Linked DNA regions of Homo sapiens: region 2 is linked to region 1. Evidence: chromatin loops called from intact Hi-C (ENCODE). Cell type or tissue: breast epithelium. All regions are shown on one strand. Links, peaks and the distances in the headings refer to the core of each region. The heading gives the core; the rest is flanking DNA.

Evidence for each region. Peaks named below come from ENCODE experiments on the same cell type or tissue, not always from the same donor. Only the 100,000 strongest peaks of a DNase experiment are listed, where the experiment ranks them.
Region 2: a loop joins it to region 1, with 3 times the contacts of the local background. A loop is called at or near these places in 4 of 110 quality-filtered maps.

The regions. Positions count from the first base shown.
Region 1 is chr10:118,582,766-118,598,946 of GRCh38, forward strand. It overlaps PRLHR (prolactin releasing hormone receptor), which reads right to left and starts at 12,883. Exons shown (of 2, transcript NM_004248.3): 1 at 12,751-12,883; 2 at 7,232-12,485. The coding sequence starts at 12,479. The coding sequence ends at 11,367. RefSeq lists enhancers at 1,819-3,018, 11,842-12,650, 12,651-13,459, 13,460-14,268. In breast epithelium, for the core only: no CTCF peak of the experiment used is centred there; a DNase peak (open chromatin) is centred at 7,816; H3K27me3 peaks cover 3,803 bases.
Region 2 is chr10:118,696,914-118,713,094 of GRCh38, forward strand. CACUL1 (CDK2 associated cullin domain 1) reads right to left here. Exons shown (of 9, transcript NM_153810.5): 4 at 10,579-10,674; 5 at 4,393-4,495. Among named protein-coding and RNA genes, the nearest start is that of CACUL1, 50 kb to the right of the region's middle. In breast epithelium, for the core only: no CTCF peak of the experiment used is centred there; no DNase peak of the experiment used is centred there.

The DNA.
Region 1 (16,181 bases), core at 4,805-12,804:
TCACTTCACCCTCAGAGAGTTCTCATCTCTTGCTTGAAGTTGGACAAGAAAATGCTCCAAAGAAGATTGCACCTTACACATTTGAGGCACCTGAGAAACACCCGCCCCATGACCTAGGCCAATTTGCTACTAGAATTCTGGTTCAATAACACACGGATGTGTCTCCTAGCAAGATTGATTTTTTTGTTTTGTTTTGTTTTGTTTTGTTTTGTTTTGTTTTGTTTTGTTTTGTGACAGGGTCTCAATTTGTCACCCAGGCTGGAGTTCAGTGGCATGATCATGGCTCACTGCATCCTCTGCCTCCCAGGTTCAAGCGATCCACCTGCCTCAGCCTCCCGAGTAGCTGGGATTACAGGCATGCACCATCATGTCGGGCTAATTTTTGTATTTTTAGTAGAGATGGGGTTTCACCATGTTGGCCAGGATGGTCTCGAACTCCTGACCTCAAGTAATCCACCGGACTTGGCCTCCCAAATTGCTGGGATTACAGACATGAGCCACCACGCCCGGCCAAGCTTGTTATTTTTAACATGTTCACTACATCAACATTTTTTTAATTGATTACCAAACATGACATTTTGAAAATATACAGTTTCACATCAAGAGTTTCTTATCTAGTAGGTCTCGGGTAGGTACTAGGAACCTGTGTTTTTGAAAAGCTCTGCAAATGATTCCAATGCACAGCCAGGTTTGGGAACCTTTCAATTTATTAAAATCAGATAATGGTACCTGCATTCTGAAGCAAGTCATTTAACTCATTTGTTTTTGCTATGTGAAGTTTCATAATCTCAGACCTCATAGTTGTGTGATTAAGGGAGCCTCTAAATGAGAAAAACAAGAAGGGAAATCTAGTACATTCCTGAACAAGTCATTCCTTTATGGGTACTTTCAAAGACAATACTGGGAACGTAATAGAAATTCCCCTGGCAAAAGCCTATGCCCAGTCCATGGATGGAGGCACTAACCTTGCAGTCATAGCCCTCTTGGGTGCAGCCTGGCTCACTGCAGGGAAGTGCGCTGGACCCTGGGGATACATGGGTGAAGAAAGCAGATATGGCCTGTACCCACACGAAGCTCACATCTCATAGAGGACAGACCAATGTGTCATGACGAATCATGATGAGCGTCATGAAGAGAAAAAGCAAGGAGATAAAGTTAAGAATAAGAGGCCAGAGCACTTTAAATGAGGCAGTCAGAGAGGGCATCTCTGAGGAGGTGACATTTAAGCTGAGACCTGAAGGGAAAGATCTCTTCCTCCAGGAGGAGAGCAAGGTAGAAGGCGCTGCAGTAGGAAATGGGGTGTTATTCTAAACAGCATTCCAGAAGCATCAGGCCAACTTTAGGACTGATTGAGCTACCCACAGTTCCTAAAAGAGGAGGCCATGTGTCACCTCAGGGTTATCTCTTAGGGAACAGCCATGCCCTCCTATGGTCTTCTTCTGTGGGGGACTTTGCCACAGAATCCTGGGCCTAGTGAGATTCAATGTGACTATGCCTCAGAACAATGGAGGTTGACTTTGGCAACTTCTCAGAAAACTCGAGGTTGTGAACTCTGAGCTACAAAGAGTATACAGCAGGCACACACTAGCCCCTGGCCCTCAGGGAAGGTTGACCAAAGGTGCTGTAACAAATGCCAACATCTGTGCAGGGACCCACGTGTTGAGCAGAGCAGGAAACCCACACTTCAAAATTGCCTTAAAATGACCAGGGTTCTGCGTTTGGGAGTTTGGCAACAGAGCAGGTAGCCAACCCTCCCTCTTATCACAATCTGGAAGCATAAAAGCAGGAATAGCATCATAACATAAAAAAGGGGAAAAAAACTCAGCAGTGAGCACAGTTATGCTTTAGCATCAAGCATCTTTATGTTATTTTTCATCCATTTTCATCACCGTTGAGTCTCCATGGTTTATGATTACCTTACGACATTTTTAAAAAGAAATTAACTTCAACTTTCTAGCAGCTATCTGCTAAGATACAGCTGATGACTCATAAAATGTGAATCACAACACTGGCAGGCCTGGCTGGAAGCCATTAGTGTGCAGTGGTTACTCAGGCCCATATTCCCCGAGTTACAATTTGCCACTTTTCAGAACCCAACACATGTTTGTTCCCTCTCATTTGGGAAGAATATGGAACAAGGGCTCTTGAATATGGAACAAGGCCTGAAGAAGATGCTGCCCTGGACTTGTGGTAGTCCTGTGGGCCAGATAACCCAATGGCCAGTATGAACCTCCCATTTTAGAGGCGTAAAAGGGTTTCTTTCCCTCCCTTTCAGTTAGGAGTATGTCACCCAGTTCTGGCAAGTGATACATAACGAGAGCAACTGAGAAGGCCTCTGCCTTCCTGCACTGAAGGAGAGTTGCTGGTGTTTCCCTTTCCCCTTCCTTCTTGCCTCGGATGTGGATGAGTATCCGGAGTTTTAGCAGCCATTTTGAAGACCTGAGGTAACAGCATCAGGATAAAGGTGAAGCAGTTAACGATGAATGGAGGCAAAAGACAGAAAAAGATTTTAAGTCTTCAATGACACCATTGAGCTACTGGGCCGACCTGACACCCACCCACCTCCAGACTTCTTTGTAAATCAGATGATAAAGAACCTTAGGACTTCTGCCTTGTGGTTAGTTTGGTATTCTGTTACTTCCTACAGAAAGCATTCCTGATTGACGTGGGAATTGAGCATCTGTGGCCTAGATCCCATATGCTACCTTTTCTTCCTGGGGCAAACGTGAAATGTTGAACGAGGTAAGACATTCAGATATGATGCTAATTACTCTCTAAGGCCCTTTTCCACCTATCTCTTCTTCATCCTCACTTAAACTGGCCCACTTCCAGTCCTGATTCTCTCTCTCCTGGACCATGCAATAATTCCTTAATGTATTTCCCCACTTCCTGCCTTCCCATTCCACACTTTCCCTTTTGCCAGCATTAGGTCCCAGAGTACCTTCCTAAACAAGTCATTCTTTTATCTCCCACTCACCCTAAACCTTCACTGGCTCCCCACTGCCTCCCAAGAAGAGCTAGACTCCTTAGGTTGAAACTCAGGGTAGGACTTTATAGTGGTTAGGAAGGCAGACTTTGGACCAAATCCCAGCTCCACCACCTCCCATACATCATTCCTTGGCAAATTGCTTGACTTTTCTAAATATCTGTTTTCCTATCTGTAAAATAAAAATAACAATGAGAATGTCTACTTCCTAATGTGCTGAGAAATAAGTGATGCAATGTAAGGTACAGCACTGTGCCTTACACACAGTAAGAATTCAGCCAACCTAACTGGTATTACTAATCTTCCTGAATCTAGTTTCAGCCAGCTTTTCACCACTCTGTCTCGTAAGCACAGCCTGCACTCTTTCAAATAGGCATCACCCTTTCCTTCCTTTGCTAATCACCTTACCCTGCCCATAGCATGCTCTCCTGCCACTACTCTCTTCATTACATAAAATCCCAGGCATTGGCTGGGGGTGGTGGCTCACGCCTGTAATCCCAGCACTTTGGGGGGCCAAGGTGGATGGATCATTTGAGGTCAGGAGTTCGAGACCAGCCTGGCCAACATAGTGAAACCCTGTCTCTACTAAAAATACAAAAATTAGCCAGGCATGGTGATGGACAACTGTAATCCCAGCTACTTGGGAGGCTGAGGCAGGACAATCACTTGAACCCAGGAGGCAGAGGTTGCAGTGAGCCAAGATCGTGCCATTGCACTCCAGTCTGGGAGACAGAGCAAGATTCTGTCTCATAAAAAAAAAATAAAAGAAAATCCCAGGCATCCTTCAAAGTCTAGCTCAAATATCACCTCCTGCATGAAGGCTTTTCTGACTGCCAGGGTCATACATGAACAGCCCCACCATTGAATTCACATGGCATTTGTTTATGGTTTATGTATCACTTTTCTGACACTTAGTACAGAAGTCAACTGGCCACATTTCTCCACCCCAGGCTGACCTCATCCTTCCATCCTAGGCTGTCCCAATCTCTCCACCCCAGACTGGCCCCATCCCTCCACCACAGGCTGGCCTCATCCCTCCACCCCAGGTTGGCCCCATACCTCCATCCTATTCTGGCCCATCCCTTCACCCCAGGCTGGCCCCATCCCTCCACTCCAGGCTGGCTCCATCCCTCCATCCTAGCCTGGCTCCATCCTTCCACCCCAGGCTGACCCCTTCCCTCCACCCCAGGCTGGCCCCATCCCTCCACCCCAGGCTGGCCCCATCCCTCCACCCCAGGCTGGCCCCATCCCTCCACCCCAGGCTGGCCCATCCTTCCACTCCAGGCTGGCTCAACCCTCTATCCTAGGCTGGCCCCATCCCTCTATCTAAGGCTACTGCTCCTCTGGAGAAAGTCTCCTTTAAATGACTCCACCCTTGGGAGTTTCAGCAACTCCTCCCTGCCCTCTGGTCTCTGGATTGAGAGATGACAGCTCCTCTGCTTGTAGTAGCTACTGGTTCCTGCACCATACTTCATATTTCCCTACCCTTCACCTTCACCTTTGTTGACAAAACCTCAACAGTATTAAGGGCCCTGCTGAAATGCTTGCCTGTGGGCAAATAAGGTGAAGGATTTGACTCTTCATGGACCTGTGCCCATGTGGATTCATGGCTAGAAGAGGGACCCTACCATGCTCCTGACTCCTGGGAAAATCCTACCCTGGGTTGGCAGAGTCTCATAGACACCAGTTGCTGTCTGCCAGAGAACAGCTGGTGGGCCTGCCCCAGCCCTGGTGGGGTGCTGTGCAGGATCTGGAAGCAGCTAAGGGGAAGGAGTCCCACCCCCTCACCCAGATGGTTTTGGTCTCTGGGAGGGCTTCAAGGAGGACCTCGCCCTCCAGGGACAGAGGGACAGCTTTTCAGTGGCTGTGATTAGACTTCGACTCCTCTGCATTTCCTGCAGGGCTTAGGGCACCTTCTAAGTTCAGATTTATCTCTTCTAACCCACACCACTCACTGGCTGAAAAATGATTGAACAGTGGTCCACCCAGGCATGGATTCCTCTTCAGCCAGAATGAGTATGACCCAACATAGAAGTCTTCTTTGATATAATTTTAAGAGGAGGGATGTGGAAGTCAGTTACACAACAATGATGTAGTTTAATCGCATTTTGGTAAAATACAAACTGTGAATATGTTTGTGAATGCTCCTGGAAGGGCCTAGGAAGGAAAAGCACAAACTGTTAACTCGCCCAGGGAAGACAGGTGGGAAATATTCACTTACTACTTAAAGAAAAAATATGTTGATTTTGTAATTAAAAAAAAAATCTACAGCTGTCTTTGCTATTCAGCAGGCCTAGCTTTAGATCAACGAATTGCCTGGGGCAATGGACCAACAGGTGGGTTTGGCTTTTCTTCTGGGCTGCTGTGGTTTCACCAGCTGACCCCTCCTCTTCCAAAAACGTAAAGTGTGAATTCACCACGTTGCAGGAACCTCGGCTTTCAGTGCGTGTGGACTTAGCTGGGGGCTGAGGGGCTGCACACCCTGGAAAAACAAAGGCAACTGCTGCTCCAGAAGCCCCACTGGGAGAGCCCTGTGGGGCGACTACATCTTGACCTGCAAATTTCCTTCCCTCTTTGCCCCTAGTCCCGACCATTTCCACTAGCAAGGAGTTTGAAGGATGTAGACTCCTTGAGTCCCCATCACGCGAAATAGGTGGTTTGTACTACTTCGAACTTGGAGGTGATGCGCAAAAAACAATGACCGAGGTGACGCAATAATGCCAGAGCTGGATGGGGAGCCCAGCACCTGCCAAGCAGCCCCGTGCCCAGCCACCAACCAGGGTGATTGTGGTCTAGGCTAGGGAGGAAAGCCCAGTGCCTGACTGCTAACCGAGAGCTCAAACCTGGAGTCTTAATTTTTTCCAGGTCAAAAGGGTGTTTTCATTGCTTGGCAATAACTGTGGGGGCAAGGAGGGGTTTCACAGTATAGCTTTCCATTTTTCATTGGATGTCATTTCAGAAGAAGGAGATGGGTCCTGAGACCAGGGGATTTAGTCATCAGCAAGTTAAGGAGAGGATATTGTGAGAGCTGAGGGAGGGAGAGAGGCAGAGAATGCTTAAAAGCAGACTGTTTCTCCTTTGCTTTTTTTGACTCCAGTTTCTTTACTCCAGAACCAAACATAAAAATGAAACACATTTGACCTTTCATTGTTAGGCTCCTCTGGAGAGCTCGCTGTGAGACTTACCAGGTTGAGAGCCCTGTGGAGAGTCTATGCAAACTCCTGTTATCCACCTGAGCCTGCAGTTTGACCGCAAAATGACCAATTGTGTGAACTCCAAGACCCCACAGTGTGTGGGAAATACAACAAACTGCAGCCTTCTAGGAGCTTAGTGCAGACTGCCTTCTGCAGTGGAATTAGCCAGGGGTTCTCGCCATCATCTTTCACTTTGTAGCGATTGACCAGGAGATGGATGCTTGAATCCCACCAGTTCCCCTTCACTGAGGCAGAAGGGGCTTAGAGAGGAGATACAGATAATATGAAAAAGTAGCAGAAAAAGGCATGAGAAATAAAGAGTGGAAAAGGAGAGGAATTGTGTTAAAAGCAAAGAAAAACAATTCAAAAACCTGTGAGAAGTGTACATGCCCAGTTTTCAAAATAAGGCTGTTTCCAAAGACTGGAAAATGTACAGTCTTAACAATCAAGATTGCAACTCTCATCCATCCAAATATTTTACATTTCCCACATCTGTATACTATTTTACTTTGTAGGATAAATGGGTCGCTGAAAAGGTATACATATGTCCATTTTTGAGTGGTATTTTAGGTGTACTGAAAAATCTTTTTTATGACTCCATCATGAACATTTTAGAAACCTCGTGATTTTGCTTATAGACCCATATGTGGGATGTTGTTAGACCTTCCCAAATTATGTGTGAGAAATGGGTGATAAAATGCTAACATTTAAATAACTCTCCAATATATGATGGTATAGAAATTAGGCATGAAGTTCTCTACTCTCATTTTGATGGACCCGTGGATTTAGGCATATGCAGTCTTGGGGAGTAGAGAGCTTGGTGCCATATATTTAAATGCTGGCATTACTGAGGTTGGGGGCAGGGGGTCACAGAAGACCCAAAATGAACAGTTCATCTCTGGAATAAGGTGGAGTTGACAAATCTAGGTTGAATAGCATGTTTTCCTTGACATGATTTATCCTTGCTTTGACTCTGGCTATCCTGAGGTTGTGTAGTTACCCCATATGTATAACTGGCTTGGTTTATTAATCCTGTGGCTGAAGACTGTGCAACTGATTTAGTATTTATTGAGCTCCCACAACATGCCAAACACAGTATAAACCCCAGCATGTAGAGCTTCACATGTGATTCAGCAACACATGCATTTTACACACATAGCAAAGACATCAACGCATGAAGGTAAATCAATCAAGAACCTGCCTTGGGAAACAAAGGTGCTCCTGACCTCTCGTCTGTGAGGGACAGGCCCTGTGTTCACTCCCAGATCTAGCCACACTCTTGAGGTTAGTTTTGTGCCTTGCATTTGAAAGACTAACAGATGTTCAGGAATGCAAACCACAGGACAGAGGTCGTGGGTGAGCCTACCTGAGAAAATAAACCTGGAACTTAGCTATCCCAGTAAAACAGCAGATTGAAAATTCACAAGGACAAAAAATCAGACGGTTATAGGAACTGGAATATCCTTACCTTAGCATCTCTCACAATTGCTATTTCCAGGTAGCTGTTGGAGCATGCATTGAAACACTCTTCTGCCAGTTTAATGAGATAAATCTATTGATTGGCTGCCAAAAGTGTGACCTGGTGACAAAGCTTGCAAAGAGGATTACAGAACCTCCCATCAGCCTTGAGAAGGGCTGCTGCCAAGTACCAAGTTGGCTCAGTTCCCAGCCTGACTGCCTGTATTACTCCTTGCAGGAAGAGGACTGTGTATACATCTTAGATGCTTGATATTAACCAAAATGAATTATTAAATAAAATTTTCTACCTACAGTCCTACGCAGTTCTCTCTGGGACTCACCTCTGATTTTTTTGAAATTCGGTTTGATTTATAAACTAGTCCACAACACATTTCAGATGTTGTAAGAATTAATTGCTGTTCCGTTGCTGATTTTCATAATATGTAAAGATGTTTATAAGCACAATCTAATTCTCCAACCTCTTTAAGCTCTTTATAAAGTCCATGTAAGTGTTTCAAACTTAAGTTGTAGGCATGACAGAAACCAGTGGCAGCTTTTCTAGTAATTAATGGAGATGCTTGTTTTTCATAGTTGATATAAACTTAAGCTAATCAAGGAGCACTTTTTCTAACACCCTGACAACCAGGATTTAAAATAATTCATGGTATGTAAATTTGTTTTTTGTTGTTTTTTGTTGTTTTTGTTTTTTTTGTTTTTTTGAGACTAGATTTTGCTCTGTCACTGAGACTGGAGTGCAGTGGTGTAATGATAGCTCACTGCAGCCCAGTGATCCTCCCAGGCTCAAGTGATCCTCCTGCCTTTGTGTCCCAAGTAGCTGGGACCACAGGTGTGCACCACCACGTCCGGCTATTTTTTGTAGAGATGGAGTTTTGCCATATTTCCCAGGCTGGTCTTGAACTCCTGGGCTCAAGCAATTCTCCCTCTTCGGTCTCCCAAAGTTTTGGAATTATAGATGTGAGCCATGGTACCTGGCCATGGTATGTAACTTTATAATACAATTGACCTAAGGTTGAATGATGATATTCCTTCTGAATTGATTGGACTGATACATAAGAAATATGTAAGTAAACTGTTGAACGAATCCCTATATATTCTGATTTCAATAATTTGCCTCTTTGTGATTGAGCTGGTATTGCCTGAAGACTAAAAGAGTATTCTCTAAGTATGGCATGTAACACCGTCAAATTCAGCTCCAAATTATTAACACCTTTGGCAGGTACAACTAAAGCTTCATTCGGATGTTTCTGAGATTCATTAGAAAGAGGATTCCCGCCCCCACCCCCCACCCCGAGATGGAGTCTTGTTCTGTCACCCAGGTTGGAGTACACTGGCACAATCTCAGCTCACTGCAACCTCTGCCTCCCTGGGTTCAAGCAATTCTCCTGCCTCAGCCTCCCGAGTAGCTGGGATTACAGGCGTGCGCCACCACGCCTGGCTAATTTTTGTATTTTAAGTAGAGACAGGGTTTCAACACGTTGGCCAGGCTGGTCTCAAACTCCTGACCTTGTGATCTGCCTGCCTCGGTCCCCCAAAATGCTGGGATTACAGGTGTAAGCCACCATGCCCAGCCCTAGAAAGGATAATTCTTAAGGTGCTTAATCTTGGTTGCACATTAAAATCCCCTGAAGTGCTTTGGAAAATGCTAGTGTCCAGGCACCATCTCAAATCAACTAGACTCTTGGGAGGAGAGCCCAGACATCAATTACAAAAAGAAAAAAAAGTTCCCCAGGTGATTCTAGGAGCAGCCAGGGTTGAGAACCAGTGATTCAAACCTTCCAACAAAGAGCCGACGATGAATCAGATCCCTCCCCAAATAATCCCTCTCCTTCCCCTCTACCATCTACACTCTCCACACATGACCATCAAAGGAACTCTCTGAGGAAATGAGAAATGTCTGGCCCTGAGCCTCCCAAGTAATATAGCTGCTGGAAGCACAGGAGCCAGTCCTCGGGATGCCTGGGAGATGAGCTTATCTGGGGCAGGGGTGGGTTGCACTATTAGCACACAGGTTCTTTGTTCTCCAATCCACGGATGAAGCTCAAGTTCATTTAGCACCATTGCCAGAGGTAACCTCCATACCCATCTTTGCCTGCCTTTTCCTTTCTCCCAAGCCAGCCTTTCCTACCCTTTACTGTGTGCAAAAAGTCTAGCCCTGTAACTACTAAAGATTCCTATGCCAACCAGCCCAACCGTGATCACTCCCACTCCCACCATGGTTGTTGACATGAATGTAATAGGATTGAACCCTTGTCATTCCCATATCATCCCTCTTTCCTTTCCTTTTAGGGCACATTTTAATGAATGAATTGAGCTTATTTCTGAATAAGAGAAGCAGGAGGAGGTGAAACAGTGATTCTTGTGTTCAGTGAGCTGGGAAAGTAGTTGAACCCTACAGATGGTGACTGAGTTACTGGGAACACAGAGGCTGATCTGACAGCTGGATATTATGTATCATTTCCCAAGACTCCTGCCCTCACTGCCCAAGTTGCTTTTCCAACAGTGTGGAGACCTTTGTCCCAAGGCACTTGTCCTCATTTACAGAACTCACAGGAGGTTAAGGTGATGATTATCAGCCTGGTATCATGCTCCACAGTCTTCACCTTTTCCCTTAACCCTGGAGGTAATTAGTGTTTGATCTACACATCATGTGGGTGGTAGCTTATTCTTCTGTTCTGTCCTTAAGTAAACTTCTGCCGGTCCTTGATTTCTGGGTTGATCATGTTCCAAGAATCACTACAGAGCAGGTGCTGAGCAGTCAGATGACAGCTGTTGATCTGTTGCAAGTGAGCAATTAGAGACTGCAGGAGAATGCCACGCTACACAGTTTACATTGAGTATTCAGAAAACCAAATATTTGAGTGCCCACTTTGTGGCAAACACTGAATGTGTACCCACACATACACACACATACACAAACACACATACACAGAGGATGTCTGTCCTTAGGTACAATTGAATGACCTCTTAAGTGAATTGGACCTTTTCCTCTTTATTTATCTATCTCTTCATTGACTAATTCGTCTCATCATTTTTAAATAGTAGTTGGGGAGGAAAGGGGAGAAACAATAGCAAGACCTTTCTAAAGGGAGCTTGTAGGTGTTTTTGTACTATAAACTCAAGTGGTTTTAAAACGAAACCCTTTTGGCATATAAAGGTCTTACTCAGGAAATGCTGAAATCCTAGATGTAGAGTTTTAATACATATTTACCTGAAATTCTAGGAATGCAAGGGTTCAAATGGACTAAGCAATATCATGGTACTCTCAGCTGGGTCCTTTTTCTAAAGGCAAACTGAAAATCTTTACCAAGCCCAATGCATTCCTTTTAAATCCCATTCATATTGTTCATTTCACCAACGAGCAGGAGGAGGGGACGCCAGGAAGGCAATCGTGGTTCTGAAATACTTTTCTGAACGTGGAGAAAAAGTTTTGTTTGTCCTTCAAGGGCATAAAGAAGAAATAAGAAATCCTCTTCCCTCTCTTTGGCCTCCCCCAAGCAAAGAGCAAGACTCTCACCAAAGCCCGCTTAACATTTTACAAACACACAAGGACAAGACAGACAGCCGGACAAGAGGGCTGGGCTGGAAATGTTGCCCTATGTTGGCTTAGCTAGCTCTGGTGCTGAGAATAAGCACCAGATTGACCTCGAGTGGTGCCCTAGGAGGCCAGTTGAAGTGGAGCTCCTTGACCAAGGCCTGGCTAAGTGGCATCAGATGACCACGCTGACGGTCATATTCTGGCCATGGGGGGCTATCTTGCGGGGCCAAGCGACCAACAGTTTGCGCAGCTCCTCGCGGAAGCTGTCGTGCAGCCAGGCGTAGATGAAGGGGTTGTAGCAGGCCGAACTCATGGCGAGCCAGTGGCAGAGCAGCTGCACCAGCCCAAAGGCGTAAGGGTCGATGGCGTGGGGGTCGAGGTCCCGCAGCAGGTTGAAGACGTGCAGCGGCAGCCAGCAGACGGCGAACACCACCACGATCACCACCAGCAAGCAGAAGGTGCGCCGGCGCCGAGCGCGGTCCCAGTCGGCCTGGCTCTGGGTCACGCAGCCCGGCACCACGCGGTTGCGGAGCTTCACTGACACCCGGACGTAAGACAGGAGGATGACCAGCAGAGGGAGCAGGTAGGTGACCAGCAGCAGCCCCCAGGCGTAGAGCTGGCGCTGGCGCTCCTGGGAGCCCCAGAACTCCTCGCAGAGGCGCACGTCGTGCGGCTTGAGCTCCACGTGATAGGTGTGCACGGCGGCGGGCAGCGCCAGCACCGCGGACAGCGCCCAGATGGCCAGCACAGCGTAGGCGCTGAGGCGCAGCGAGATGCGCCGCCTCAGCGGGTGCACCAGCACGACGTAGCGGTCCACTGCGATGGTGGTGAGCGTGAACACCGACACATAGACGGTGACCGGCTGCAGGAAGAAGACCAGGTGGCACAGGCCGCCGCCGAACACCCAGCCGCGTGGCTCGAAGGCATAGGCCAGCGTGAGCGGCACGCAGGCGGTGCACATGAGCACGTCGGACAAGGCCAGGTTGCCGATGAGGAAGTTCGTCACGTTGTGCAGCCGGCGCACCCGCGCGATCACCAGCACCAGCAGGCAGTTGCCCACCAGCCCCACGACCACCACGACGCTGTAGAGCAGCACGATCAGCCCCTTCAGCTGATGCACCAGCTGCAGGCTCTGGAAGGGCGTGACGGCTGGAGCGTCCGCGCCAGCCACCGACCCGTTGCCCGCCGAGGCCTCTGCGCTCTGGTTGGCGGGAGTTGTGACCGCCGGCGGCAGCCCAGAAAATAAGTCAGAAACCCTGGGGCCCCGAGTGGTCGATGAGGCCATGGCCACCTGTTCAAAGGTAATCAAAGTCCGTCACTTCCCTTGCCATACTCCATCCGACCTCCTACACCAGCCGCGCCCCTCCCCCATCGCCTGAGTCCTCCCTTGGGAATAACCGGCCACAGAACAACAGCAAAAGTAGCAAAAAGTGTTGTCCTCTCACCTCTGTAAAATAAACCTAAGCACGGTTAGAACATACGGTTTATTTAAACGCTTCCGCCTCTATTTACGGTCCTCGCAGTCCACGCAGGCAGACTCAGGAGCGCGATCCTACCTGGGAGTGGGGTTTGGAGAGCGGGAAAGCACTCGCGGGAAGAAGGGGCAGAATTTCTGCTGGCCCTCGGTAGTCCTCTGCCCACGTCGGTGATCCGGTCTCGCTTCTCCGCGGGAGCTGAACGGATCCAAATGTTTCCCAGTGGGCTAGCAGCTTCTTAGAGGGACTGGGAGCGCCTCCCCTCAGCTCCGCCCCCCACTCCAGCTCCCATGTATGGAAAATAGGGGTGGAGCGCGCTCTGCCATGCTCGGTGCTTAGAGAACTAGTGAAGAGGACAGTGTGGGGAGGATGGAATCCGAAACGGGAGGAGGGGCCGGCAAACCTGGCCAGAGCAGCGAAGAGGACGAATCTCTACTGCAGGAGCTTGCACGGCCCCTGGAGGGTCAGGGTCCGGAGGAGCGCACAGTGGAGGAGGGCGGAGGAGAGGCGCGAAGCGTCAGGCTATCGGGAGGAGCCGGTGCAGTCTTAGGAGGGAAGGAGCGGGGAAGGAAGTAGCGGTGGGAGATTGCAATGCAGCTGGGGGCTTGAGAGAGGCACGACTGACCCGTTCTTAAAGGCTGGATCCTGCCTAGCGGCCAGGTTGCGGAGGGCAGAGACGCTAGAGGGCTCGGGCTGGGATTTAACAGCAGAGCCTGGAGCTGGTCGCGGACCTGAGGACCCTCACCCTCCCGTGGCCCCGCCACACGAGCCCCCTGCTTGGCTGCAGCGCGCTCAGCGGGCAGCGGGTCCGGCCAAGCCAAAGGCAGGAGTCAGCACCACGGACAGCTTCCGCTGGATCTGCCGCCCCTCGGGCGGATGATGTGGGGAGGAGCAGGGGAAAATGACTAGGGAATTCCTGCCCCTCTCTGGATCCGGGTGTTTGGGGAAGGAACCTGGTCCGGTTCAAAGACCTGCCTCGCTGCCTGCTTTCTGGGCTGGGGCTGAGAAGAGTAGGGTGGAGTGGAGGCAGCTGAGCCGGGGGCCTGGGGGTCGGAGACTCATGACTTTTGCTCCTCTTGGTGGTCACCGCACTCAGTGCCAAGGACGGCGTCGTCTTTTACCTCCCGGGGTCAGAAAATGCAGCTCTCCTGCCAGTTATTCTACACAGGCACACTTCAGTCTGGCCCAGCGACTCCCCGGCTCACCCTTTCTCTCGCTTTCTTTCTCGGCTACCGCGACCTGTGCCGTATCTGGCTGCTTCTCCCAGCACAGAGTAGTTCCTGGACTGAGACTTGACCCCTCCCTCCTTGACTGAACACCCACAGGCCTCTTCTCTTCATTTTAGGATTTTTTAAAAATACTGGTAATTGCAGATTTCAGCTAGGGTAACAAAAGTAACAAACATTTGAGAAGCTTAGGCGTTTCATAAAATCTTCAGTAGTATTAAGTCCTCATTGAAATGCAAATTAGCCTGGCCCACGGGGCAAGAGCCAGGGGAGGAGGGGCCTTTGTAAGCTCCCTCCTTAGAAGCTATCTCATTCCCTCAGCCTCTTGTTTCCTTTTTCCAGAGCATGGAGCTTCATTGTCTCCTCTCTGATAAGTCCTTGTACTTTGTCCTCTGGCTGCAGATATTCCAGTTAGACTGGAAACTAATATCAATTTATTCCACCCTCCAAATTTAAATGAATCACTCATATAGAAAAAAGTCAATATTGGAACAAAAGTAATCAATGTTATGCACCTCTGTCCATCCTAAGCTCACGGTCCCTGAGTTATAATCAATTTAGCTAAAACCAGTGTGTGTGTATATATACATGTATATGTTAGGACAAGATCTCACTCTGTCACCCAGGCTGGAGTGCAGTGGCACAATCATGGCTCACTGCAGCCTCAACCTCCCAGGCCAAAGCCATCCTCCCACCTCTCAGCCTCTCAAGTAGCTGGAACTACGGGTGCACACCACCATGCCTGACTAATTTTTGTTTATTTGTTTCTTTTGAGGCGGAGTCTTGCTCTGTCGCCAGGCTGGAGTGCAGTGGTGTGATCTCAGCTCACTGCAACCTCTGCCTCCCAGGTTCAAGCGATTCTCCTGCCTCAGCCTCCCGAGTAGCTGTGACTACAGGCACGTGCCACCATGCCCAGATGATTTTGTATTTTTAGTAGAGACGGGGTTTCACCATGTTGGCCAGGATGGTCTTGATCTCTTGACCTCGTGATCCGCCCACCTCGGCCTCCCAAAGTGCTGGAATTACACACGTAAGCCACTGCGCCTGGCCTAATTTTTTGTAGAGGTGAGGTTTTGCCATGTTGCCCAGGCTGACTGAACTCCTAGGCTCAAGCAATCCTCCCGCTTCAGACTCCCAAAGTTCTGGGATTACAAGCATGAGCTACTGCACCCAGTCTCAGTATTATATATACTTTTTTAATTGCAGAGCTCTAAATAGGATACAATCAGTGCCTGCCTAATACCTTGCCCAGTAATTTTTCTCATCATTTTCACCTGCAGGGTTTTATGCACCCAAGAGCAGGGGCACTCTTTTGTTTCAAAATCTCTTAAGCAGAGGAAATTGCGATAAAGTCAGTGAAAAAGGATTTGGGATGTTGTTAGGCCTCCTAACTAGAGCCATCATTCTGGTCAATATCATTATATTGGTCAATTATCATATATAATAGTAAAAGTAATAATACGAAGACAACTTTGTCAATAACTGAAGGTCATGTAAACATGGATATTTGAAGTTTCAATATTGGGGCACCCTCCAGAGGAAAGAGTGGATCATTTGCCAAATTCCAGATAAAGTTGGGCAAGCATTTTAGTATTATCAATATTTGCAAGGTGGAAAGGAAGTGAACAGCTGTCCTTTGAAGAGGGAATGAAGATTTAATGTGGCCTATTAGGGCTTCATTCCCTCTTCTCCTCACTGGAGTTAAGGCTAGTCCCTCTCCCAGCCAGCACATCATGATTAAATCATGCTAATGTTCAGACTGTCCAGTACTAAGAATGCTCCAAAAACCTGAGAGAGCATAAATAAACAAAAAAAAATAGGATAAATGAAGGAAAGGTAATACTTCATACAGTAGACAGCAAACTATGGGATTTTACTTCCTCCCATTCTCCAAAAGTCTTCAATAGCCCATCCAACCAAGGCCAGATGCTTTCGCATGGTATTTCCAACCAGTGTGCACTCCCTTTCTGATATGTCCTCATTTTTTTGGTCTAGCTTCCCACCTCTGTCCATTTTACTTCCTAGGTACAAGCCAAACTTTGCTGGGTGCTGAGATATCCTCACCATTCCTGTCTAATTCCTCTCTTAAGGTTTATTTCTTTTCTCCACAATGTCAGTTGTTTAATCCCCACTCAACTCTACCTGTCCACATTCTTCACATCCTACAAGACCCAACCCAAGGACAACTGTTCTCAAAGACTTGTCCCTTCCATAATCTTTCTGTCTTTTATTAATTTCTACCTTGAAATTACGGAAGTGTTTAGCTTCCCTGCCTCCACCAACCCT
Region 2 (16,181 bases), core at 4,452-12,451, 110 kb after region 1:
ATTCATTATGTGGTCAAGTATATACATTTGCAAACAACTCCTACCATAACTGAAATCCCCTATGTCAAATTTGATAAAGAAATGATAAATATAATACAAAGATATATACATAAAATGTACAGAAATTAATTTGAAATAAATTTAAAATGATTTTAGGAAAACAGTGTTTAAAACTTAAAAGATTTTCTAGTTAATCTCCCCTTTTAAGGAAAAAGAAATGGGAGTTTGGGGGTGGTAACTTGAGAGAGAAAAGAGTACTGAGCATTTAGTAAGTGCTACGTACTTTACATATATTTAATTCTCACAAGCTTTATCATCTACCTTTTTATTTTTAACAAGTGAGGAAACTGAGGCCAAAATAAAAACTCATCACTGAATAATTCATCTGAAGTCACAGAGCTAGCTAGAGGCAGAAGAAGTTTGAGAACTTGTGTTTCACTCTAAATTCTGTACTCTACTTCACCATACCAACACTGAAATGCTTGCTTATACGCAACAATCATCCCACAGATATCAATAAGCCGTATAGTTTAAACACTAGAATAGATAACTTCTAATCCTAAAATCTAGACAGGTTAAGTGTCTTGCTGAAAGTCACACACCTTTTGATACCTGAATTGGGACCAGAACCAAGCTCCTCTGCTCTTTCAAGTATTCCTCAGTGCTACACACTTGCTCAGGAGACTCTCTCCTTTATTAATGTGAAAAGCAATTCATAAAACTGAAAATACTCTTGGCTTCAAAAAATTTCAAACTACAATGGTTTGATCTAAAAGGCAGAACTGCCTAAGAAAATTAACTAAAACGTAACTATTTAGAACACTGTGCAAACTGAACTATAAATCTGCTGCTGCAAAAGTCAACACACTATATTTTCCCAGGAAATTTTCTATCATTAATTAACCCCATGCTACACATTTGTTACATTTGCTCAGAATCACCAACATACGACGTAAATACTTTAACAATAGAGCCTAGTAGTTTACTTTCAGCCAAAAATAGAAGCCACTTTATTTTATAAGCAAATATGCATAAAAATGATTATACCATGGAGCCGATAGAAAACTAGTTTTATTCCCAGTAAGAAGTCATTGTCTTCATTCATGAAACATACTAATAATGAATAATATGGGGCAATCAAGAACTGATTCTTTATTAACAGACAGTATTCATTTTACATTTTTGTGTTGTTTTTAAGACGTGGCTCCCAAATTCTTCTGACAAACCTCTTTTGCTTTTTTTTTTTTTTTTGAGACGGAGTCTCACTCTGTAGCCAGGCTGGAGTGCAGTGGCGATCTTGGCTCACTGCAACCTCTGACTCCTGGGTTCAAGTGATTCTCCTGCCTCAGCCTCCCAAGTAGCTGGGATTACAGGCACGTGCCACCACACCCGGCTAATTTTTGTATTTTTAGTAGAGACAGGGTTTCACCATGTTGACCAGGCTGGTCTCGATCTCCTGACCTCAAGTGATCCGCCTGCCTCGGCCTCCCAAAGTGCTGGGATTACAGGTGTGAGCCATCGCGCCCAGCCGACATGCCTTTTATCAAGAGGTGGGATACATTCCTCTCCTGGAATTTGGGCTCTGTGACCCTCGCCCAGCAGAATACAGCAAAAGTGGCACTGTGCCAGTTTCTGAGCCGAGGACCTAAGATACCAGCAATTTCCATTTCCTGTATCTTGAGATACTCACTCATGAAGGAAACACAGAGGAACCAAAAGCTAGCACCAACCTACCAGCCACGTGAATGAGTCACACTGAAAGTGCCAGCCCCCAGCTGAGCCACATCAGACAATGCTGAGCAGAACAGAGATAAGCTACCCCACCCCAAGCCCTCCCAAACTGCAGAGCAAAATAAAAGACTGTTGTTTTAAGCCACTGTATTTTTGGATGATTTGTTATACACCGATAATAAATGGAACACTAGTTTTCCAGATCTATCTGAAGCCACGGGAAGGAAATTACTGATCAGATTGTAGAAAGTTACAGAAATTGAATGTAGTTATTTTTTTGCTGCAGTAAAGGGGTAAGTAATATAAAAATGTGTAAGTAGAAACGACATTAATAGCTGTGCTATTCTGGTTTAAACTTTAACCTCTCTTTGTCTCCGTTTCTCCATCTATAAAATGGAGGTAATGACTATACCTATCTTATAGGGTTAGGAGAATTAAATACTTGTAAAATATAGGTCCTACCACATACAAGCAGTGCATGTGTGTTTAAAAACCTTTTGATGATCACCCACATAATACAGTTAAACATTGTCCCTTGTTGTTCTGAAGCCCAAACCAATGAGGCCAGTTATCACTTCTCTAAGTACAATGCCTAACAACTGCTCAATAAGTATCTGATAAACTCAGTTTTTTCCAATTTACCAAAGCTTAAGGACCTTTTCTGTTTACTTGGAAATAAAAAGGTATATCCACCTTTAAGTGTAATTTTTATTGAAAACCGGACAACATGATTATGATTATGTTTTCTCTCACCAGCTCTGGACTACTATATTCTCTCTTGAATATTCTCTTTGCATACGTCCAATAAAATTAGTTTCCAAATTACTGGCAAATATAAAAATATATTTACAAACTAGACCGGCTTTTTCTACCAAATGGTAGCATTTCTCTACAGAATTTTACCAAGATTTCAAAATGCTCTATCTTGTCATGAAAGCAAAAAGACAATGTCAGTATCAGGAAATACTTAAGTGGTTATAATACCTGGAATACCTCATGAGACAATTTTTTTTTTTTGAGACAGGAGTCTTGCTCTGTCGCCCAGGCTGGAGTGCAGTGACGCGATCTCGGCTCACTGCAAGCTCCGCATCCCGGGTTCACGCCATTCCCCCTGCCTCAGCCTCCCAAGTAGCTGGGACTACAGGCGCCCGCCACCATGCCCGGCTAATTTTTTTTTGTATTTTCAGTAGAGACGGGGTTTCACCGTGTTAGCCAGGATGATCTCAATCTCCTGACCTCGTGATCCGCCGGCCTCAGCCTCCCAAAGCGCTGGGATTACAGGCGTGAGCCACTGCGCCCGGCCAAGACAATGTTTAAAGATGTTGATAAACATCTCCCAGCCTTACAAAAAAAAATGGGAACATAATAATGAAATGTATATTATCTTCAACTACACTATTCTTTGAAAAAAAAACCCTGCCTTTCTAAACTTGCCCCATGCTTGATAATTCCTTCACTTAATTCAGCATCAAAAATGAAAAAAAAAAAGTTTATGGTCAAGCTTAGAACAATTCTTTTGTAGATTCTGGTAAAAGTTCATTGTGGTGAACGCTAATTACGGCTCAAAGGAAAGCAAAAATACATACTGCCAACCCAAATATGTGCCACATTCGAAAAAATGACTTGATGTGTCACATAAGATAGGAGCTTTAAAAGGACGCTGAGGACACTGAGACATTAGGTTACAGGGACTTCCTAACTCCACCTGGAGAAGTATATTCTTTCAGGAAAGGTAGAATGAGATGCTACCTACTGCGAGGGGGAAGAGGACTCAAGAATGGGAAGAGGAGAGGCCAGGTGCAGTGGCTCACGCCTGTAATCCCAGCACTTTGGGAGGCCGAGATGGGTGGATCACGAGGTCAAAAGATTGAGACCATCCTGGCCAACATGGTGAAACCCCATCTCTACTAAAAATAGAAAAAATTAACCAGGCATGGTTGCGGGCACCTGTAATCCCAGCTACTCGGGAGGCTGAGGCAGGAGAATGGCGTGAACCCGAGAGGCAGAGCTTGCAGTGAGCCGAGATCACACCACTGCACTCCAGTCTAGGCGACAGAGCGAGACTCCGTCTCAAAAAAAAAAAAAAAAAAAGAATGGGAAGAGGAGAAACGAACTGAGCTTAATGTTCTTAATAATCTACACAGGCACATGAAATATTTTACAAATCCTAATTCACAGGAGAGAAAACTCAGGGCCACAAGAGGCAAAGACGTTTGCCTAAAATAGAGAATAAATGACAGAACCAGACTAGAGAAGAGTTTCTGCACTAGAGTAAAAATCAGAGGATTCTGTACTACCATTTCAAAAAAATAACACTGTATTCCTTCTAGAGTTACTAGTAGTAAAGTTAGAAGTGAACTTCCTAATAATACTTTCCCTACTGTCAGGAAAAAGGGGCGGCGGGGAGGGGGCAACAAGTTCTCAGGGCAGACACAAGGGCACTGTCCAATGACCTGGTCAAGGTGCTCACAGCTCACCGGGTGACCTTCAAGTCCCATTTTTAATTCTGCAGTGTCTCAGGTGGGCTTCAACACTTCCTGCTATCTGGTTCAGAAGATGTTAACATTGGGGTTTACGTGACAATGCTCTCAGACCAAAAAAAAAAGAAAAAGGAAAGATCATTGCTAGTGTTATCTCACCCGTATAAGCTGAATTACTTACGCATTAGGCTGTAAATGTGCTTTTCTGCAACATGTTCCGTAAACAGCTTTATAAGGTCATCTTTTAAGTCTCTGTTAAGCTTGGTTTCGATGTAAAACTTATTCTGAAAAATAAAATAAAATCTTTTTTTGTGTATTAATTGGGGAAATGATTAGTCTAATGAACTGGAGCACTAAATATTTTAGAAAACAATGCATAAAGGCATCAATTAAAGCAGAAAAACTCAACATCCAACAACAAAAGCCATGCAACTATTAGTTACTTGTCTTTCTGGCACGGGGTGGAAAGCATAAAAAAATGTTTTGAACTATACATCTTCAAAAGAACACTGGGAGATACCAACATTAACTAGACAGGGATGTACAAACATTGTAGAATCACACTGTGTGGAATACCCTTTAAAAATACATCACCAAAAGACAACATGAGAAACACTAATGAAAAGTACCCCATTTATCAATGATCTGGGTTGAAAGCAGGCTGTGGACATGCACTCGTTGACTCCCCAGCACACACTCAATTTCACTGATTAAGTCATTCAGCTTCTGGCATTCCCTGGGGACCACCTTTGGTTCAGAAGTAGACACTCAAGGCAGCCCAAGCAGACTTAGAGAAATTGTGGTGTGAGGGAAAAATCTCCTGCAGTCATCTTATAACCATGAGGGGAATGTCAGGCCTCTGAGCCCAAGCCTGCATGTATACATCCAGATGGCCTAACGCAACTGAAAAATCACAAAAGAAGTGAAAATGGCCGGTTTCTGCCTTAACTGAGGACATTATCTTGTGAAATGCCTTCTCCTGGACAATGAGTCTCAGAAGCTCCCTGCGGAGCTCCTGGGCCGAGCACCTTGTGACCCCTGCCCACCACAGAACAACCCCTTTGACTGTAATTTTCCACTACCTACACAAATCCTATAAAACTGCCCCAGCTCATCTCCCTTCGCTGATTCTTTTCGGATTCAGCCCACCTGCACCCAGGTGATTAAAAAGCTTTATTGCTCACACAAAAGCCTGTTGGTGGTCTCTTCACAAAGACGCCCGTGACAGGGAACAGGATAAAACCGATGTTACGGAGAGCAGAGAGACCAAAAATCAAGTCCTTAGTAATACTATTGAACCACAGATTCAACCAACCCTGGACACAGCCTTATTTCTGGAGTTTTATTATAAGAGATAATACTCTTCATTATTTACTTAAATCACTTTGAATCATGTTTTCTGTTTCTTGCAGCTGAAATCCTGACTAGAATTACTGGCAAGTCAAAGTTTTTCTTTTTTCTTTTTTTTTTTTTTGAGACAGAGTTTTGTTCTTGTTGCCCAGGCTGGAGTGCAATGGCACGCTCTCCACTCACTGCAACCTCTGCTTCCCCGGTTCAAATGATTCTCCTGTCTCAGCCTCCCGAGTAGCTTGGATTACAGGCGTATACCACCACACCCGGCTAATTTTTGTATTTTTAGTAGAGATGGGGTTTCATCACATTGGTCAGGCTGGTCTCAAACTCCTGACCTCAGGTGATCCGCCAGCCTCTGCCTCCCAAAGTGCTGGGATTACAGGCGTGAGCCACCATGCCTGGCAAAAAAAGTTTTTCATATTTAAGTGTTAATGCAGAAGAGTAGAAAATACATAGAGGAATGTTAAGTTGCTCACTGATTCTCTCTTAATTTAATTTAAAAAATTTTTTTTGGAGATAGTGTTTCAATTGCCCAGGCTGGTCTCAAACACCTGGCCTCCCACTTCAGCCACCTGAGCAGCTGGGATCACAGATGTGAGCCACTATGCCCAGCCACTGAATTCTTAACACACGTTTCTCTCTTTAAAAAAATATATAAAAATAAGATGCACATGGTTAAAAAACAGAAAGCATGCAAAAGAGTATGCAATAAAGAGAAGTCTCTCAATGCAGACCTTCTGACCCATTCCCAAAAGGTCCCATTCTACACTGGGAAAACTTCTGTATATTCTTTCTAGGATGTTCCTTGCATATACATGGATATGCTTTTTTCCCCCTAAAAAAAAAAAATACTAGTGTGAAAATATTAAACACTGCATTGTACCCTGCTTTTTCATTTAATGTTGCATCTTGGAAGATTTTTCTCTAAAAAAACAGAGTTGTGTTACTTTTAATTGCATATTTTTCTGTGTCTTTCATAAATTATTTAAATAATAGTCCCTACTGATAATACAAATGTTCCTCAATGTTCTGCTATTTTAAAAACCTGCATAATTCTTATATACATATTTGTATGTATTTATGAGTTTATTTGTATAATAAATTCCTAGAGATACAATTCTTGAGTCAGATTTTTGCATATTAAACTCTTAACAATAATGCGAAATAGTCTTCCAAAGAGGCTTTACCAATTTACATTTCCACCAAAAGTGTGAGAAGCTTGTTTCTTTATAGATTCACCAGAACTGAATATTGATCAAACCTTTCCAATTTCACTAACTAAAGTAAGTTAGCGGAAAAAAAGTTATTTTATTTCTTAAATTGTGATATTGGGTATATTTTCATGTTTATAATCTTTTTTTTCTATGAACTGTCTGTTCATATGCTTTGTCCATTTTTCAACAGAAATTTAGGGTTATCTTTTTCCAATTCATGAAAGCTGATTATCAAGGAAAGCAAACTTTTGTCTTATATTTTCCAATTTTGCATTTTTTCCCCACTTACTTTTAGCTTATGATATTTTACTGTACAAAGGTTTCCAAATTTTGTATTGTCATAGTCTGATATTTTCTTCCAGCCTGGGTGACAGAGCGAGACTCCGTCTTAAAAAAAAAGAATAAGGTAGTGGCTAGGTGGTCGTGCTTAGGCTCATGCCTTTAATTCCAGCATTTTGGGAGGCCAAGGTGGATGGATGTTACAGACCAGCCTGGATAACATACCAAGATCCCATCGCTACTGAAAAAAAAAAAAAAAATTCCTAACATTAGGTATGGAAAAATCTACTCCTTCCTTACTGATCTGAAATGTCACCTTTCTACTAAACTTCTACATTTACTTCAGCTTATTTCTGGGCTCTGTTCCCTTGATCTGTCTATCCCTGCCACCAATGACAATCATTATTAATTACCATAGCCTTCTCATTCATTTTAATATCAGGTGATAGAGACAGAAGGCAGTCAAATGCCTAGGCAGACAGGGGTGGTTCTCCAGTGAAAGCCCACCTCCAGGCCCAAGACAGTTTAAAGCCTGAAAGCCAAGCTACAGGCAAATCCTTGGGCAGGACTGAGAACTTGTCTTCCCGTTTGGCACACTTCCCTCTGATTGACCCCCACCCTTCACCTATTTTACATATATCTACCCTTTCTTAATTGGTTTCCTACACTGTTATGCCCACCTTTGAGTAGTGTCCTTGCTTTAACCTTTTTTGTATATTCACAAACCAATCAGCATGCACTCCCCATTCTGAGTCCATAAAAGGCCTCAGACTCAGACACAAGGTGGGGGTGGGGGGAGCACCCCCACAACCCCTCTCCACTGAAAGCTGTTTCATTGCTCAATAAAATTCTTCTCCACCCTCCTCACCCTCCAATGTTCAGCACATCCTCATTCTTCTTGGGCGCAGTATAAGAGCTTGGGAACTGCCAAATGCGGGTACAAGCTGTAACACAGGCGAGCTGGGGCACATCAGCATGGCCGAGCAAGGCCCGGGTGGGGCACTGCCAGCCAGGGGTCCCCAGCTTGCAAAGTGACCAAGAAGAAAAAATCCTACATCAGTAGGGCCTCATACGTGAATTCTGATAGTTGAAATTCAGAGTAAGTCTGAAGTTCATTCTTATTTATCTTTTATAAGTTTTACTGGTTATTTTTTTTTACATAAATTTTATCAGAAGAGATTAAGTTAGCTGTCTTCCACATTTCATTTCTAAGTATTTTCCCCTTTTTAAATTAATAAAAACTTCAAGCTATTTTCACAACTGAAATTTTTAAATCAAAATTTAGAGCAAAAGTTGATTTGGCAGTATACCTTAAAGTCTTTGAAATAAATTAGCCATCTCTTTGAGACTCTGTAGTTTATATTCAATAATAAAAAATAATATAACTGTTTAACTCCCAAAATAAATTTTTCTGCATTTATAGTGCTTTTCTCTCCTGGTATATTGTCCTATTGACATTTAAGACCTGAATGCACAGCATTTTAATGTACCCTTTCTACTCTTTGTAAGTAACTAGAAACCATTAAAAAGAAATAGTATGAAAACTTCAGAAGTACTTAGAAACTCAAGTTAGTCTACCTCTTTTCAACTTTGTCTCAGGTACAGTAATGTTAAATTCCAAAATTGTAAGCAAAAATAAATGTCTTTATTTGACCTCTGTAACTTTCAGCAAGACCTTAGTTACAATTTATTTTCTAGTTTAATGACAATTTCTTGATATTCATATAGACAGACTTCTAACAAAGACACTAATTTTGACAAATATTTAAAAAAATTTGTTTCTGTGATATCAAAAGAAACTTTGCTTATTATGGCACTAGTAGGTTAACATTTCAAACTATTTTCTTTAATATACTTTTCCAACAAAACAGTACCAAAGTTCAAAGAATTTCTATCTTCTGGACAATAAAAACAATTTACATAACAAATTCTCAAAAGTAACTACAAAGCAAATTCAAGCTCTTAATCTATAAGAAAAGCTGTAGTTAAGCTTTACAATCTAAGATCCCTTATTTGAATCCTGCTAGCTGAAAGAGTAAGTTTGAAGTTCGTTTATTCTTAATTGACACAGACCTCTTAAACCCCAGGATCCTACCATAAGGTGTAAGAAAGCAACAATGGCAATACAGAAAAGCGTGAATCACCTTCCTGTCTTAACTATTTTTGTTTTAATAAACTAGCTATTTACCTTTTGATTCAAAATTATGATAAATTAGACTTTTGTTTTTATTACTCACGCACCTAACCAACATGCTTATCTGGTAAATGCCATTAAAATGGCAGACATGCAAGTCAAGAAACCTATTTACCCAGCCTTAATTCCTTTATCCACAAATAGGCCCTGTCTTTCAGCTCTGCTTCCATACCTGGTCTCTACTGAAAACTTTAAACAGCAAGAATAAGGAGTCGGCTCGCACGGAAATAAAATGTTTGCTCTATCAGTACAGGACATTTAGTTAACACACTCCTGATCAATAGCCCATGATAGGATTTCACCAAAATGATACAATGTAACTACTACCTCCCAGGCTTACACTCTTCCCAGTAAGTTAATTCTGCTATCCTAGATGCACTTATTCCTAATGTCATCAACAATATTTTTCCTTAGTTTCATGATTCATAAAGGAGTTTTGGCACTTAAACCAAAAGAAAAGGCTTTTTATACATTTCTTTCTTGGTAAAAGGCAAAAACCAGTTTCTTTGGCATTACATTGACTAGAAAACTCGTACTATTAAAATTGTTGTCAGTAACCAAGAAATAAGTGTAAATGAAAATCAGGAAGCACTACATGGTCTTTTGGAAAGTGCCTTCTAAATTAAAGACAGGGGTAGTTTTGTTTTGTTTTTGTTAAGTGCATTTTATGGAAAATAACATTTTTAAGATTGCTATCCACATACAGCAAGCTACATGCTACAGAAGGTAGGATCAACCTGAACATCTCATTCACTAGTCTAATAAAGAAGAACGGGGATCATGGTTTCTAAGGGCTCCTCCATTCAACAGGAGCACTAACATTAAGATTCTATGACTCTCGATATTTAAAACAGGGAGGAAGCTGATCAACAAAGTCACAGTCTACAGATTATACTCATAGCATAACTCTCCAAATAAAACAGATCATCAGAATGGCAGCAATGTTTTACTGTTCTATTTTTATGGAATGATTTACTTGGCATTTTACTTTCTGAGGACAAGAAATCTTACATATCTTTATATTTCTGGAACCAAACACAGTGCCTTCCACATAGCAGAAATAAAATAAGTACTCATGTGGGTGACTGCTAATCTTAATGCCTACTTGTCTATTCAGCAATTGTTATGGAATTTCAAAGCAGAAAAAGGGGAAATAATTAAAGTTCTTCTATGTCAACAACTATCGCACATTACTGAAATAACTTAATTTCCATTTCTAACACAAATGTAGTAAAAGAAAAACAGAATATGCTTAACTCTCTGCATCTATTTGTGCTCTCAACAATACACCTAGGTATTTGGGAAGGAGGAAGGAGCTCTTACTTACCATATATATGAAAAGAGGCACAATGCTCTGCAATGCTCCCATATATTGTCCAAGAGCTATATTAAATCTTTCAATATAGAGATCTGGAGGGCTGGCCTGTGAGAAAGAACAGAAGTGTGATCAATCTGGGAAACCAGGGAAAGACCTTCCACCATAATTTGAAACACAAACAGAAGGAATTCAAAATTCATACTGAGATTCACAATTAACAAAAAAAAAAAAAAAGGAAGACACGTACACTCTGAAGGTAAGACTTCCACCTTTGTTCCAAAATCTGCTATGTAAAACTGAAGTTTAGCCATCTGCAAAAGCTGTGTAACCTCAACACGTTAATTAAAAGGCTTCTTCTTTTACTGCATAAAAAGGTGCACTAAGGCTGGGCGTGGTGGCTCACACCTGTAATCCCAGCATTTTGGGAGGCCAAGGTGTGTGGATCACTTGAGGTCAGGAGTTCAAGACCAGCCTGGTCAACATGGTGAAACCCTGTCTCTACTAAAAATACAAAAATTAGCCAGGTGGGGGTGGCAGGTGCCTGTAATCCTAGCCACTTGGGAGGCTCAGACAGGAGAATCACTTGAACCTGGAGGCAGAGGTTGCAGTGAGCCGAGATCATACCACTGCACTCCAGCCTGGGTGACAGAGCGAAACACTGTCTCAAAAAAAAAAAAAAAAAAAAGATGCACTCAACGATAAATGATTTTTAAAAACTATTACTGAATTACATGGATATTCTATATAGAACCAAACTATATTTGAACCTGGAATGAGTTGGGAGGATATTCAACTAAGTGGTATAGGCTTAATGTACTATTAGAATGGCTAATGAAATTTATAATTACCTTAAGCACAGAAATATTCTGATTTCTATGCTAACTTGGTTGTAAACCCTTCTGTAGCTAATTATAAATATTAGTTAGAAAGCATGGACACAAATGACCCATATACACCTTCAGCTCTGTAGAGCAGTAAAACACAATGCATTCCTCTATTAACTCACTTTTACAAAATACCAAATCATAAAACCATCAAGAGAGAACACTACCAACTTTTTTATATGTTATAGACTGAATAGAATATAGACTGTGTTCCTCGAAAATTCCTATGTTGAAGCCCTAAACCCCTAGTACTGCCATACTAGGAATAAGGAAGTAATTAAGGCTACACGAAGTCACAATGGTAGAGCTGTGATCTATAGGATTAGTGTCCCTAGATGAAGAAACACCAGAACGCTCAGGTTCTCGCTCCTCCCATAGGGCTCAGAAAAAAGGCCATGTGAGGACTGCAGTGAGAAGGCAGCCATTTACAAGCCAGAAAGAGGGCCCTCACCAGGAACCGAATAGGAAGCACCTTTGTCTTGGACTTCCTAGCCTCCGGCACCATGAGAAACAAATTTCTTTGTTTAAGCCACCCAGTCTATAGTACAGTTGACCCTTGAAAAACCGGAGAGTTAGGGGAGCCAACACCCAAAACACAGTAAAAAATCTGTGTATAACTTTTCACGTCCCCCCAAATTTAACTACCAATATTGCCTACTGTTGACCAGAAGTCTCACTGATAACATAAACCATCAGTTAACACATATTTTGTATATGTATCATTTATACTGTATTCTTACAATAAAGTAAGCTGGAGAATATTAACAAAATCATCAAGAAGAAAAAATATATCTATTCATTAAGTGGAAGTATATCATCATAAAGATTTTCATCCTTATCTCCAACAGTGGGAAAAGGGTTGGCCTTGCTGTGTCAGGGGTGGGAGAAAATCCGTGGATAAGTGGACCTACACAGGTCAAACCCGTGTTGTTCAAGGGTCAACTGTATTTTGTTGTGGCAGCCCAGTCGAAGACACTGTGTTTTACAGAAGTGCATCCATGCATGATTTCATTCTATTCTCTAAAGCTAAATTAATTAGGTCCCATTTTAACACTAAAGAAACACCTAAATGGCCAGTAATTTGTCTAAGACTAGACCGTTAGCCAAATGATAGATCCAGGTCTTCCAACTAAGAATTCATTCCTGGGTCAGAGTGTTGGGGGACGAGCATGGTACAAAACACAATGCAAACAAAACTGATTCTACACAAGAACTAACTTGTGGCAGCCCCACAGCTTATCAATCATATCTTACACATAAAGTCTTGCTTTCAAATAAGGATATTAAGAAATGCCACATGGAAGGATTCCTAAATATTAAATTTTAAAACATGAAATTATAAGACCACTTCAGCTAAGCTGTTTCATAAATGTCCAAATATTTTGATACTATTTTCAAATAAGATTCAACTCATATTTCAGTTCTACTTAGAAGCTTATATATATGTAAAGAATTGTCTTTATTTTTTCTAATTCATCGTACTTACAGGTCTGGTGCACGCTAGGTGCTTTTATTTACATTTCTTTTTTTTAAATTATTATTTTTTTTTGTACATTTTGAGAAAGGTCTTGCTCTGTCTTCCAGGCTGGAGTGCAGTACCATGATTACAGCTCACTGCAGCCTCCACCTCCCAGGCTCAATTGATCAATTCTCCCAACTCAGCCACCTCCCAACTAGCTGGGACTACAGGTATGCAGCACTAGGCCTGCCTAATTTGTTTGGGATTTTTTTTTTTTTTTGGTAGAAATGGGGTCTTGCTATATTGCCCAGACTGGTCTTAAATTCCTGGGCTCAAGCAACCCTCCTGCCTCAGCCTCCCAAAGGGCTGGGATTACAGGTGTGAGCCACCACACCCAGCGCATTTCTTTTTCTTAGTCCTTCTAACTGCCTATAAATTGAATGTTATTTCCATTTACAGATGAGGTGATTGGGGCTCAGAAATAGTCACCTGTCTACAGTTCTACAGTGAATAAACCCAAGACCTACAACTCAAAGCATGATCAATCCAAGGCCTTCTACACCTACTTAAATTCTCTTTTGGCACTCTGAAACCTTTTCACAAACTTCTCAACGTAGGGCACAACTGTCTACACCTCTGGTTGCACAGCAAAGAACAGGACTGACAATGGGAATACTAGCACTCCCCAAAAGACATAAGGCCTCCCTGACTGTTCTTTCTACCTAACCATCTCTCTCTGCACCCACTAAGCTGGCTAACTTCTCCTAGTCATTCCTTCAAAAATATCTGAACTACATGGCCCTTCAGTGGGGCCCCACTGCACTCACTTCCCTCACTGGGTAGTCTGCCACTACCTTCAAACCCCTGGAGGGCAATATTTGTGTCTTATCTGTATATCTCCGGTGCTGACCACAGTGCCTAGAACATAGTAGATAAAGAATGCATTGTTTTGCAAGGAAAGGGTCTTGTTCAAATCTAAACTTTGACTCTAAATCTAATTTAGCATTATTTAAATCTAAATTCCTACTTAACAAGGCTGTATGACATTAGGGAATTCATTTTGCCCTCTAAATTTCAATTTCCATATATCCAAAATAGGAAAAATACTAGCTGTGGTACTTCTAAGATGTGAAGGAAATCAAAGAAAATAGTGTGTGTTTTGAAAATGTCAAGTATTACACATGTATATGCAACTAGTAAGTAAACTCCTTTCTGAATTAACTACCCATTTGTCTAATGCTTCAAAAGAAATCCAACAACATTTTTGTTTTTGAGATGGAGTCTTGCTCTGTCACCCAAGCTGCAGTGCAATGGCATCATCTCGGCTCACTGCAACCTCCGTCTCCCAGGTTCAAGGGATTGCTCTGTCTCAGCCTCCTGAGTAGCTGGGATTACAGGTGTGGGCAACCACACCCAGCTAATTTTTGTATTTTTAGGAGAGACAGGGTTTCACCATGTTGGCCAGGCTGGTCTTGAACTCCTGACCTCAAGTGATCCACCCACTTCGGCCTCCCGAAGTGCTGGGATTACAGCCGTGAGCCACCGCACCTGGCCTAATAACATTTTTAAAAGCATTCTTTGTTAACTAAAGAACTTGGTGAAAATGGTTCCATGTTATAGGCAAACTTTTAACTATAACTAATGAACGGAATCATACGTAACATCTTCCCCTAAACTGCTTTGAAGAACTCTAAAAATGGTATTTCGGCATTCAAAGAAATAAATTTTAGAAGTATTACGTGAAAAAAAATCTTAAAAGCTGTTGCATTAAAATAATGTTGTTTTTACAAAAGATCACTTTATCCAGAAGTTAAAAGTATAAACATTGATCAAAAAGTACATTTACAGCAGACAGAATAAATAAAATTGAATTCCTTGTTCAAGAACTCCCAGTCTCAAAGACTATGCGTATTAAAAAGTACTTTCTGTACTGAATCAAATGTCAGAACACAGCTTTTTCTACAAAGTAAAAAAGTATATTTCATGTAGCCCTTATTCAAAACCTTTTAAATGACAGGACTATAAATTTTAGCAGTCTTCTAAAATAAACCTAAACTCCTTCCTAGGAACCTAGAAATGTCATTTAAGAAAAAAAACCTAATCAAATTGTTTCTCCTTAAAATTTAAGTTCAATACACTCTAGGCCCCATTGGGGAAACTGTTAACTATTTGATTTACCTTATTTCAACATGACAGTATTTGGCTTGGACATTCAAGTTTTTACCCCTGAACAAGCAAGCTTTGCTTTTTCCCCAAAGAAAACAAGAAAAAAACTGCCAGAAAAATAATAACCATTGTTACAAGATCTTTGGGGTGTTGTTTTTCTGGCCAGAAACCCCTCTGGCAGGTGGCGCCTTTACCTGAGTTTTGCTCAGGCCTACTGGGCTCATTTTGCCCACTCGACCTGGCAGGCTGCGCTCGGCTCATGCTACTGGCCTGGGTCCCACAGCTGCCAAGGGCAAGTCAGTACGTGGTGGTGCCTGGAAGCTTGAAACTCCAAGAACCAAAGGGCCCCAAAGGGCCCCAAAGAGGGAGTCACAGCCCTGGCTCAGGGAGCTCCCAGGCTGGGGCTTCCCGAAGGGCCACAGCTCTTCTTTCCTTCTCTTCACCCGCAATGTGGCAAGCAAGTGGCATGTCTCAGCCCTGTTTGTGTTACAACTCTTTTAGCCTTGCCATTCAGTGGGTCCTGAGTTCTTGTCCTGTGACCAGAAGAAAAGGTACGCAGACAAGTGGAGGAGCAAGACAAAGAGGAGCTTCACTGAGCAACAGAACAGCTCAGAGGAAAGCTGCAGGGAGTAGCTCCTTTCCACAGCCAGGGTGTCCGGACAAGTGTTCAGCTCCTAGCAGAAAGGGTAGCTCCTCTCTGCAGCTGGTCGTCCCACTGTGTGCACAGCTCTCAGCAGAAAACAGGCCCTAAAGTGAGTGGCTCCTCTCTGCAGCTGGTCATCTCAACAACTGTTCAACTCTGGGTAAGCCCAGGGCTTTTATGGGCCCAGAGGGGAGGAAGTACGTGCCCACTGGTCCATGGCCAGCCACAGGCAAGCTGGAAAAGGCACCACAAGTTCCCACTCCAGTCTGTAGGACTGGCAGCCTGGCTCCCAGCCTTCAGGCCCTCCTTAGCTTGAAGGTGGAGGCCTCACTGGGGACCTGCCCTCTTCCACCCAGGAACCTGTCTGCCTCCTGCTGCCATTCATGGCGCCCAGGCTGTAGGTGCCAAGGGGCGCCTGCAGGCCAGCGCCAAGCTGCCCTCAGCACCCCTTGGCTTCCTT